Regions from separate parts of the Homo sapiens genome. Here region 2 is linked to region 1. A link is a contact called in ENCODE POLR2A ChIA-PET data. All regions are on one chromosome and are shown on one strand. The core of a region is the stretch at or near the end of the contact, and the rest is flanking DNA. Distances in the headings are between cores, read along the strand shown.

Region 1 (4,514 bases), core at 1,484-3,983:
AAAAGAGGGCCACTTGGGGATGGCTCTCTGAAGCAGGGCAGAGCCCCTCCAAAGGAGGGAGAGTGGGGTGAGCATCAGAACCCCCTTTCCTAACCTGGCAGGGATGGGCAGAGAGAATGCACATCCTACAGAGGGCAGCAGGGAGGATGGAGCAGAACAGCTGGGGCTCCTGGGAATGTGATGCGAACATTTGGCAGAGACAGAAGATACCCGGCCAAGGGAGGTGGGTGGAAGGGCTGGCCTGTGAGCAGCCTTGGATAATCACTTTCCTCCCACAGCCAGTGGCTGGGGCCCTCAGGGCACTGCCATTGTGATCCTAGGTGCTGTGTGATCCTCCTGTGGGCTGGAAGAAAGTGCTGCATGTCAACCTTTTCCAAGGCTGCCACACATGGGAAACCACCTCCTCCGCTTTCCCTAACATGACCACACACAGGATACCTGTCAGAAAGCCAGCAGAGCTTAGCATGTGCCTACAACTCTTTCCTGTCCCCACCCACTAGGGACATCCTTGGGGGAAATCTGGAAATCTACTAGACCAGGCTTTGCTGCTGCCCCTCAGAGATGCTTGGGTGTGTTTTTGCTCTCCTGTGCCTCTGAACCCATCTTTGAGGCTGTTAGTTAAACGCTCCAGTGAGGTGTCAGGTGTGAATGCCTCAGTCTGGTTTCTGTCCTCAAGGTGAGAAAAGAGGCTTCAGAAGCAGAAAGGCCATGTACAGTGGCTCACACTTGTAATCCCAAAACTTTGGGAGGCTGAAGCAGATTTCATCTCTACAAAAAAAAAAAAATTAGCCAGGTTTGGTGGCATGAGCCTGTAGTCCCAGCTACTAGGGAGGCTGAGGTGGGAGGATCGCTTTGGCCCAGGAGTTTGAGGCTGCAGTGAGCTATGACCGTGCCTCTGCACTCCAGCCTGGGTGACAGAGCGAGACCCTGTCTCTAAAAATATATAAATAGGCTGGGCACGGTGGCGCATGCCTGGAATCCCAGCACTTTGAGAGGCTGAGGTGGGCAAATCGCTTTAAGGTCAGGAGTTTGAGACCAGCCTGGCCAGCATGGAGAAACCTCGTCTCTACTAAAAATACAAAAATTAGCTGGGCATGGTGGCGGGCACTTGTAATCCCGGCTACTCAGGAGGCTAAGGCAGGAGAATCGCTTGAACCAGGGAGGCAGAGGTTGCAGTGAGCCGAGATCGTGCCATTGCACTCCAGCCTGGGTGACAGAGTGAGCCTCCGTCTCAAAACAATAAATAAATAGAAGTATATAGATAAATAAAAATACAAAGAAGCAGGAACAAAAGCTGGACCTCAGTGTCAGTGAGAGAAGGGGCTCAGAGCTCCTGGGTAGATGCCTGCCTAGGGGATGTCCACCTTCCAGTGAGCCACCCATCCCTACCAGTAACAGTCCCTCGAGGCTCCCCTTGGGCCTCTCTGTGCAGGTGAAGTAATGATCACAATTTTTTTAATATATATTTTTTCTTAAGTATTTTATTTTGTTTTTGAAACAGGATTTCACTGTTGCCCAGGGTGGAGTGCAGTAGGGCGCGATCTCGGCTCACTGCAACCTCCACCTCTTGGGCTCATGTGATTCTTCCACCTCAGCCTCCCGAGTAGCTGGGATTATAAGCCAAGCACGCATCGTCACATCCGGTAATTTTTGTATTTTTAGTAGAGAAGGGGTTTCTCCATGTTAGCCAGGCTGGTTTCGAACTCCTGGCCTCAAGTGACCCACCCACCATGGCCTCCCAAAGTGCTAGGATTGAAGGCGAGAGCCACCGCGCCCGGCCACCGTGTTGGCCACCATGTTAACTAGAGGTGTTAGCAACCTCCTGTGGGCCAGGCCCTTCAGGGGCATTACCTTGGGCTTACCACATCAGGCCCCTGAGAGTTGGGGGCTTCTACCTATGTGGAGGACCCAGAAGAGCTAATATGGGGGGCGGGGGTTGGAGGTGAAGGGCAGGAGTTAGGTGAGGGGAGATGGTGATCTCTGGCCTCACAGGAGGGTGCCCCTGAAAGAACAAACCCCAGGTCCTGAGGCGCTTTCAGGCTCAGGTGTGATAGGGGACCCTTTTGTTGTGGAGACAGGGTCTCACTCTGTCATCCAGGCTGGAGTGCAGTGGCGCGATCTCCGCTCACTGCAGCCTCAACCTCTTGGTCTCAAGCGATTCTCCCACTTCAGCCTTCGGAGTAGCTAGGACTACATGCACACGCCACCATGCCTGGATAATTTTTGTATGTTTGGTAGAGACAGGGTTTTGCCATATTGTCGAACTCCTGGGCTCAAGGAATCCTCCCACCTCAGCCTCCCCAGTAGCTGGTATTACAGGCTTTCTCCACTATGTCCGGCTAATTTTTGCATTTTTTTGGTAGAGATGGGGGTCTTGCCATATTGCTCAGGCTGGTCTCGAACTCCTGACCTCAAGCCATCCTCCCGCCTTGGCCTCCTAAAGTGCTAGGATTACAGGCAAGAGCCCCTGGCGTCCGGCCTGACCTTTCTTAATATCCCTTTGGAGCAAAGTAGGGGCGGCTCTATCAGGACTCCAAGGAAAGACGGGAAGGGAGATGGGGCCAACCCGCCAGAGCTCCAGAGCACCGGGTTCTCACCTGGCGTAAGGATTATGCTAATACAAGCCCCGCCCCGTCCCAGGCCCCGCCCACCCGATCGGCCTATGGTGTGGGGGCGGGGCTATGTTAATGAGGCCCGGCTGGCCAAGAGCTGTTCCCCGCGCTGCGCGGAGCAGGGACCAGGCGGTTGCGGCGGCGACAGCCATGGCCGGCGCGCTGGCAGGTCTGGCCGCGGGCTTGCAGGTCCCGCGGGTCGCGCCCAGCCCAGACTCGGACTCGGACACAGACTCGGAGGACCCGAGTCTCCGGCGCAGCGCGGGCGGCTTGCTCCGCTCGCAGGTCATCCACAGCGGTCACTTCATGGTGTCGTCGCCGCACAGCGACTCGCTGCCCCGGCGGCGCGACCAGGAGGGGTCCGTGGGGCCCTCCGACTTCGGGCCGCGCAGTATCGACCCCACACTCACACGCCTCTTCGAGTGCTTGAGCCTGGCCTACAGGTGAGGGCGGTTCCGGGCCCTGACGGCCTTGGCTTCCAGGTGGGGATGGGGGGGGGGTCCGGGGCAGGACTGCGCGCTGGGGCCCTCAACACCCCACCCGAGCCCGGTCCTGCGGCTCCCGGAGGCTCCGATCACGCCCTGGACACCCCCTTTCTCCCAGCCCCGAGGTCCTCCTACAGCGGCCCAGCCCGCTGGCCCCTGACGGACCCACGCATTTCTGATTCCCATTCCTCCCCCATTCCCTCTTCCCCGAAGCGCAGACCGCCTGCGCCCCACCTCTACCTGGACCTCTGGTCCCCTCTCTCTGGTCCCAGCCCCTCCGTCCCTACAAAAATGCCAGGCGCCCCTGGTCCCTAGGCCACCCGCGCCCATCCCCACTCTCCACTCTGGAGCCACTCCACCCGACCCCCTGCAGGCCTCGGCCTTCTCCCCAGCAGCCCCGGCCCAAGCCCGCCCTATTCCTGGACCCTGAGATACTCCCAGCGCCCCTGATTGTCCCAGTTCATAACCAAAGTGGACTGGAACTGGCCCACTCTCACGTCCACCTCCCCGCAATTGCTGAGACACCTCTTCTTGATCTGCTACATTAAGGGTGGCGGGAGGAGGATGTCCCAGAAATGTCCAAGAGGCGCAGCTCGCAGAGGTTACGCCGGTGCCCGGGAGGCCTGGGTTCGCCTACCCACGTCGCCACACTAGGCTGAGCGCCCGTCGCTGCCTGGGACCCCCGCTTAGTGCCACCGAGAGCGCACAGGCCGCGCCCCGCTGCCGCTCCACGCCCCGCGTCCCAGAGGAGGGCGCGAACCCGAGGCCTGGCCCAGTGCCCTGGAGCAAAGTTCCCCGGAGTTGAGGGGCCAGTATAAATTATCAACCGAAAACCCGTAGGGGAGAAAGGGGGATCGGCCGGCCTTGATCTTTTCTCTGTGCAAATATTCCTCTTCCTCCGCGGCGCCTCCTCCCCTTCTGAGAACCGCTGGCTACAGATCGGCACCTGCCGCCCTGCGGGGGAGCAGGAGCTGGGGTGGGGACTGTGAGGGGAGTGTTGCCTGCCCCCAACCGCAGCCGCCCAGCTGCGACCCCATTGGCTGGAGGCGGAGTAACCTTGGCCCACAAGCTCTGGCCCCTGGCCCAGGTCATGTTGCAACCCGATCGGCCAGGGCGTCGGACCCGTGTGGAAAGTTCAAATTCCCGTCCCTTCTCCCTCCCTCCCCAAATGTCACGCGACTGCCTGGGACAGGGCATCTAAGGTCCTGGTACACCGGATGCCGGCACTCCTCCTCCTAAGGGTCTCCCATTTCCCACCCAACCCCAACTTTGGCTGCTCATTATATACTACACATCACTCTATTTGGGAGGGGGCCTCACTTCCAACCCTGACGATGGGTGACCAAAGAGGAGAGGTTCTGGGGAGCTGGCAAGGTAAGGGACAGAGCGCACCCCCAAAATTGCCCCCCCACCCAGA
Region 2 (4,188 bases), core at 1,094-3,593, 430 kb before region 1:
AGTTACTTTCCCTTGCTGGGCCTCAGCTTCCTCCTCCCTAATATGAAGTGTGTGCAGGCTCAGGAGTTCATAACTTTGTTTTTTTGGAGACAGAGTCTCACTCTATCGCCCAGGCTGGAGTGCAATGGCGTGATCTCGACTCACTGCAACCACCACCTCCCGAGTTCAAGTGAGTCTCCTGCCTCAGCCTCCTGAGTAGCTGGGACTACAGGTGCGCACCACCATGCCCGGCTAATTTTTTTGTATTTTTAGTAGAGACAGGGTTTCACCATGTTGGCCAGGCTGGTCTTAAACTCCTGACCTTGGGTGATCCACCCGACTTGGCCTCCCAAAGTTCTGGGATTATAGTTGTGAGCTGCTGCATTTGGCCAGGAGTTCTTAACCTTTTCAGTGACAAGGACCCCTTGGAGATTTGAGGCTGATGGAGGCAGATTTACATTATATAAGGGACTTTGTAAGACAGAAAGGCTTTGGGTTCAAATCTCAGCTCAGCCACCATTTAGCTGTGCAACTGTAGGCAAGTTACTTAAGCTCTGGGAACCTCAGTTTCCACATCTGTAAAATGGGAAAAATAAAATCAACTCTGTAAGATTTTTGTAGGCCAGACACGTTGGCTCATGCCTGTCATCCCAGCACTTTGAGAGGCCAATGTGGGAGGATCGCATACAATTTTTTTTTTTTTTAAACTGGGCATGGTGGCATGTGACTGTAGCCCCAGCTACTAGGGATACTAAGGGGGAATAATGGCTTAAGCTAGGAGTTTGAGGCCTGCGGCGAGCTGACGGCATCACTGCACTCCAACCTGGGCGACAATGTGAGACCCCGTCTCAAATAAATAAATAATAAAGATTGCTGTGTGTGAGAATATGGGGCTCAGCAGACCTGCAGTCGAAATGCTCTCTGGCCTATTCAGTCCTAGAGATTCTGATCTGAACCTTTCAGCCCACAGGTCCCTAGGGCCAAGGCCTACAGACCCCATGCCCAGGGCCTGACATACAGTTGAGCTCTACAATTGGTGCTGCCACGATTTGCCATGTTCAGAAAAGTGTGGGCACCTGGGGCTGCCAGGGTGGCCCTCAAATGTAGCAAGAGATGGGGAACAAGAAGTACTGCAGGCCGGGTGTGGTGGCTCACGCCTGTAATCCCAGGACTTTGGGAGGCAGAGGCAGGAGGATCGCTTTAGCCTAGGAGTTTGAGACCAGCCTGAGCAACATAGTGAGACCGCTGTCGCTACAAAAAAATTAAAAAATTAGCCAGGCATGGTGGTGGGCACCTGTGGTCTCAGCTCTTGGGGGGCGGAAGCAGGCAGACTGCTTGAGACTGGGAGGTTGAGGCTGTAGTGAGCTATGATTGTGGCACTGTACCCCATCCTGGGTGACAGAGCTAGACCCTATCTCAAGAAAAAAGGAGAAGGAGAAGAAAGAAGAAGGAGGAAAAGGAGGAGAAGAAAGACGGAAGAGAAGAGAAGAAGGAGGAGAAAGAAGCAGAGGAAGAAGAAGAAGAAGGAGAAAGAAGAAGAAAGAAGGAGAAAAAGAGGAAGAAGAAGAAGAAAGAAGAAGAAGGAGAAGAAAGGAGAAGCAGGAGGAGGAGGAAGAGGGAGGAGAAGGAAAAGAAGCAGGAGGAGAAGAAGAGGAAGGAGAAGAAGAAGAATGAGAAGGAGGAGGAGGGAGAAGGAGAAGGAGGAGGAGGAGAAGAAAGAAGAAGAAGAAGAAGGAAGAGGAGCACAAGAAGAAGAAGGAGAAGGAGAAAGAGAAGGAGAAGGGGGAGAACTGGAGTCCCTCAAGGGGAGCTGGAGCTCAGCATGAGGTCAGGTCCCCAATAGCCTGGGAGGCACCAGGGGCTTTAGGAACAGGGAGGCTCACACTGCTCACCCTGCTCCCCTAATCAGAAACATCACCCACACTCCTAGAGGTCATTCATCAGTGGGCCAAAAGGTCTAAGGAGGGCCCACCCCAGAATGTGACAGCTTAAGTGGGGTGGAAAGGAACAGGAAGCTGGGCGGTCAGACCCCAGAGCAGGGCACAGGAGAAAGCAGTTCTCCGTGAGCCAGTGGCGGGGGTGAGGGGGACTTACCAAACTGGGCGGCTTTGGCGGCTGCTTTAGCAGCTGCAGCTGCTGGGGTCCCCACTCCTGGAGGTGTGAAGAGAAGGGGTGAGAGAGTAATCTCTCACACCCCTCCCTGCTTCCCATCTCTAGGCTCAGTCTTCCCATTTGTAAAATGGTGCAGTCGACCTTGGTCAACTCCAGGGACCCTTCCATGAGACAAACCAAACCCATCTCTGGGCTGGAGACACAGCTCACCTGGCACTCCTCCCGTGCCCGGCACACCTGGGACTGCGCCTGGGGCACCTGGCACTAGCCCACCCAGCACTCCTGCTCCTGCAGCACCTCGGGGAGTGGAGAACTTTCAGCCTTGCCCCTCCCAGTACTCACTTTTTGGGGGAGCAAGGGTGGGTGGGAGAATCGGAGGAAGAAGAGAATGGCTTCCTGGCACCTTCAATTCTTTTTCTTTTTCTTTTTTTTTTATTTTTAGAGTTGGAGTCTTGCTCTGTCACCCAGGCTGGAGTGCAATGGTATAATCTCTGCTCACTGCAGCCTCTACCTCCCGGGTTCAAGCCATTCTCCTGCCTCAGCCTCCCAAGTAGCTGGGACTATAGGTGCCCGCCACCATGCCCAGCTAATTTTTGTATTTTTAGTACAGACAGCATTTCACCATATTGGCCAGGCTGGTCTCGAACTCCTGGCCTCAAGGGATCCACCTGCCTTGGCCTCCCAAAGTGCTGGGATTACAGGCATCAGCCACCCAACCCTGCCAGACACCTTCAATTCTGGGGGTGGGGGGTGGGGTGATGAGCCAGTGACCAACAGTCCTAACAGGGGGCATCTGAAAAGGACAGTAAGAGTGGAGTGTGGCTTTGGAAGATGGGGCAGGGGCCTCGTGACCTTGGTCCAGGCCATTTCAGTCCTGGAGGCCTGGGAGCCAGTTTGCCCTGAGGTTGGACCCTGAGCCCCGCGGGAGAGCAGGACTTGGGGACAGGCAGGGCAGGGGCACTTACCGTACTTGGCAGCCTTGGCGGCAGCTGCTGCCTGAGCTTCGGCTACAAGGAAACGAGAAAGAAAGAGACCCTCAGAAGCCGTGCCTGGGTCTCCTCCGAGCCGTGTTTAAAGCTCTTCTGCCCTGTAAGGCATGGATACGACCTCCCTTCTTCTCCCCCAACTCCTCCCTGAGCACATTCAAGCCCGATCTACAGTCCCCACTGCCCCTGCAGAGCCGAGCAGACAAGAAGCCCCCATCCCTTCTCAACCCATGTCCCCAGGTGTGACTAAGGCTCACGGGAAATGCCAACTCCCGGGACACCTCCGACTCCGGGAACACCTCCGACACCAGGGACACCTGCGACTCCAGGGATACCTCCGACTCCGACACCAAAGCCGGGAAAGCCCCCAGCTCCAACCCCGTAAGTAGGAATGCCTCCAACTCCGACTCCGGGCCTGGCCCCTGCAGAGGGAAGGGAGCCAAGTAGAAAAGAAGCTCAGTGAGAGAGGCTGGGCGGGCTCTGAGGGATGCTGATGGATTGGGAAAGAGGATGTAAATTTCCCCCAGGCCTTGTCCATAAAAGACAGAAAACTGGGATGCCTGGGTCCCCAGCACCTCCACCATGAAGCCTTTAAAAAAAATGTGGGGCCGGGTGCAGTGGCTCATGCCTGTAATCCTAGCACTTTGGGAGGCTGAGGCAGGTGGATCACCTGAGGTCAGGAGTTCGAGACCAGCCTGGCCAATATGGTGAAACCCCATCTCTACTAAAAATACAAAAATTAGCCGGGCGTGGTGGCGGGCACCTGTAATCCCAGTTATATGGGAGGCTGAGGTAGGAGAATCACTTGAACCCAGAAGGTGGAGCTTGCAGTGAGCGGAGATCACGCCACTGCACTCCAGCCTGGGTGACAGAGCAAGACTCCGTCTCAAAAAAAAAAAATTTCTTTTTTTTGGCCGGGTGCAGTGGCTCATGCCCATAATCCCAGCACTTTGGGATCCACGAGGCAGGTGGATCATTTGAGTCCAGGAGTTCGAGACCAGCCTGGCCAACAAGGCAAAACCCTGTCTCTACTGAAAATACAAAAATTAGCCAGGCATGGTGGTGCATGTCTGTAATCCCAGCTTCTTGGGAGGCTGATGCATGAGAATTG

What was found. ChIA-PET counts read pairs that join two places held with the same protein, here RNA polymerase II (POLR2A).
Region 2: POLR2A ChIA-PET joins it to region 1 with 12 read pairs in A673. The contact joins the enhancer-like site here to the promoter of MLXIPL in region 1. POLR2A ChIA-PET finds 5 or more read pairs at or near these places in 2 of 52 experiments (A673 and WTC11).

Annotation. Positions count from the first base shown.
Region 1 is chr7:73,622,741-73,627,254 of GRCh38, reverse strand. MLXIPL (MLX interacting protein like) reads left to right here and starts at 2,733. Exons shown (of 17, transcript NM_032951.3): 1 at 2,733-3,055. The coding sequence starts at 2,763.
Region 2 is chr7:74,055,582-74,059,769 of GRCh38, reverse strand. It overlaps ELN (elastin), which reads right to left. Exons shown (of 33, transcript NM_000501.4): 20 at 3,335-3,499; 21 at 3,057-3,098; 22 at 2,074-2,130. It overlaps ELN-AS1 (ELN antisense RNA 1), which reads left to right. Exons shown (of 2, transcript NR_183555.1): 2 at 1-865. Among named protein-coding and RNA genes, the nearest start is that of ELN-AS1, 4.6 kb to the left of the region's middle. Within about 2 kb of position 2,343, at least 2 of the 41 ENCODE cell types and tissues checked have a DNase peak (open chromatin) inside an H3K27ac peak, as active enhancers do.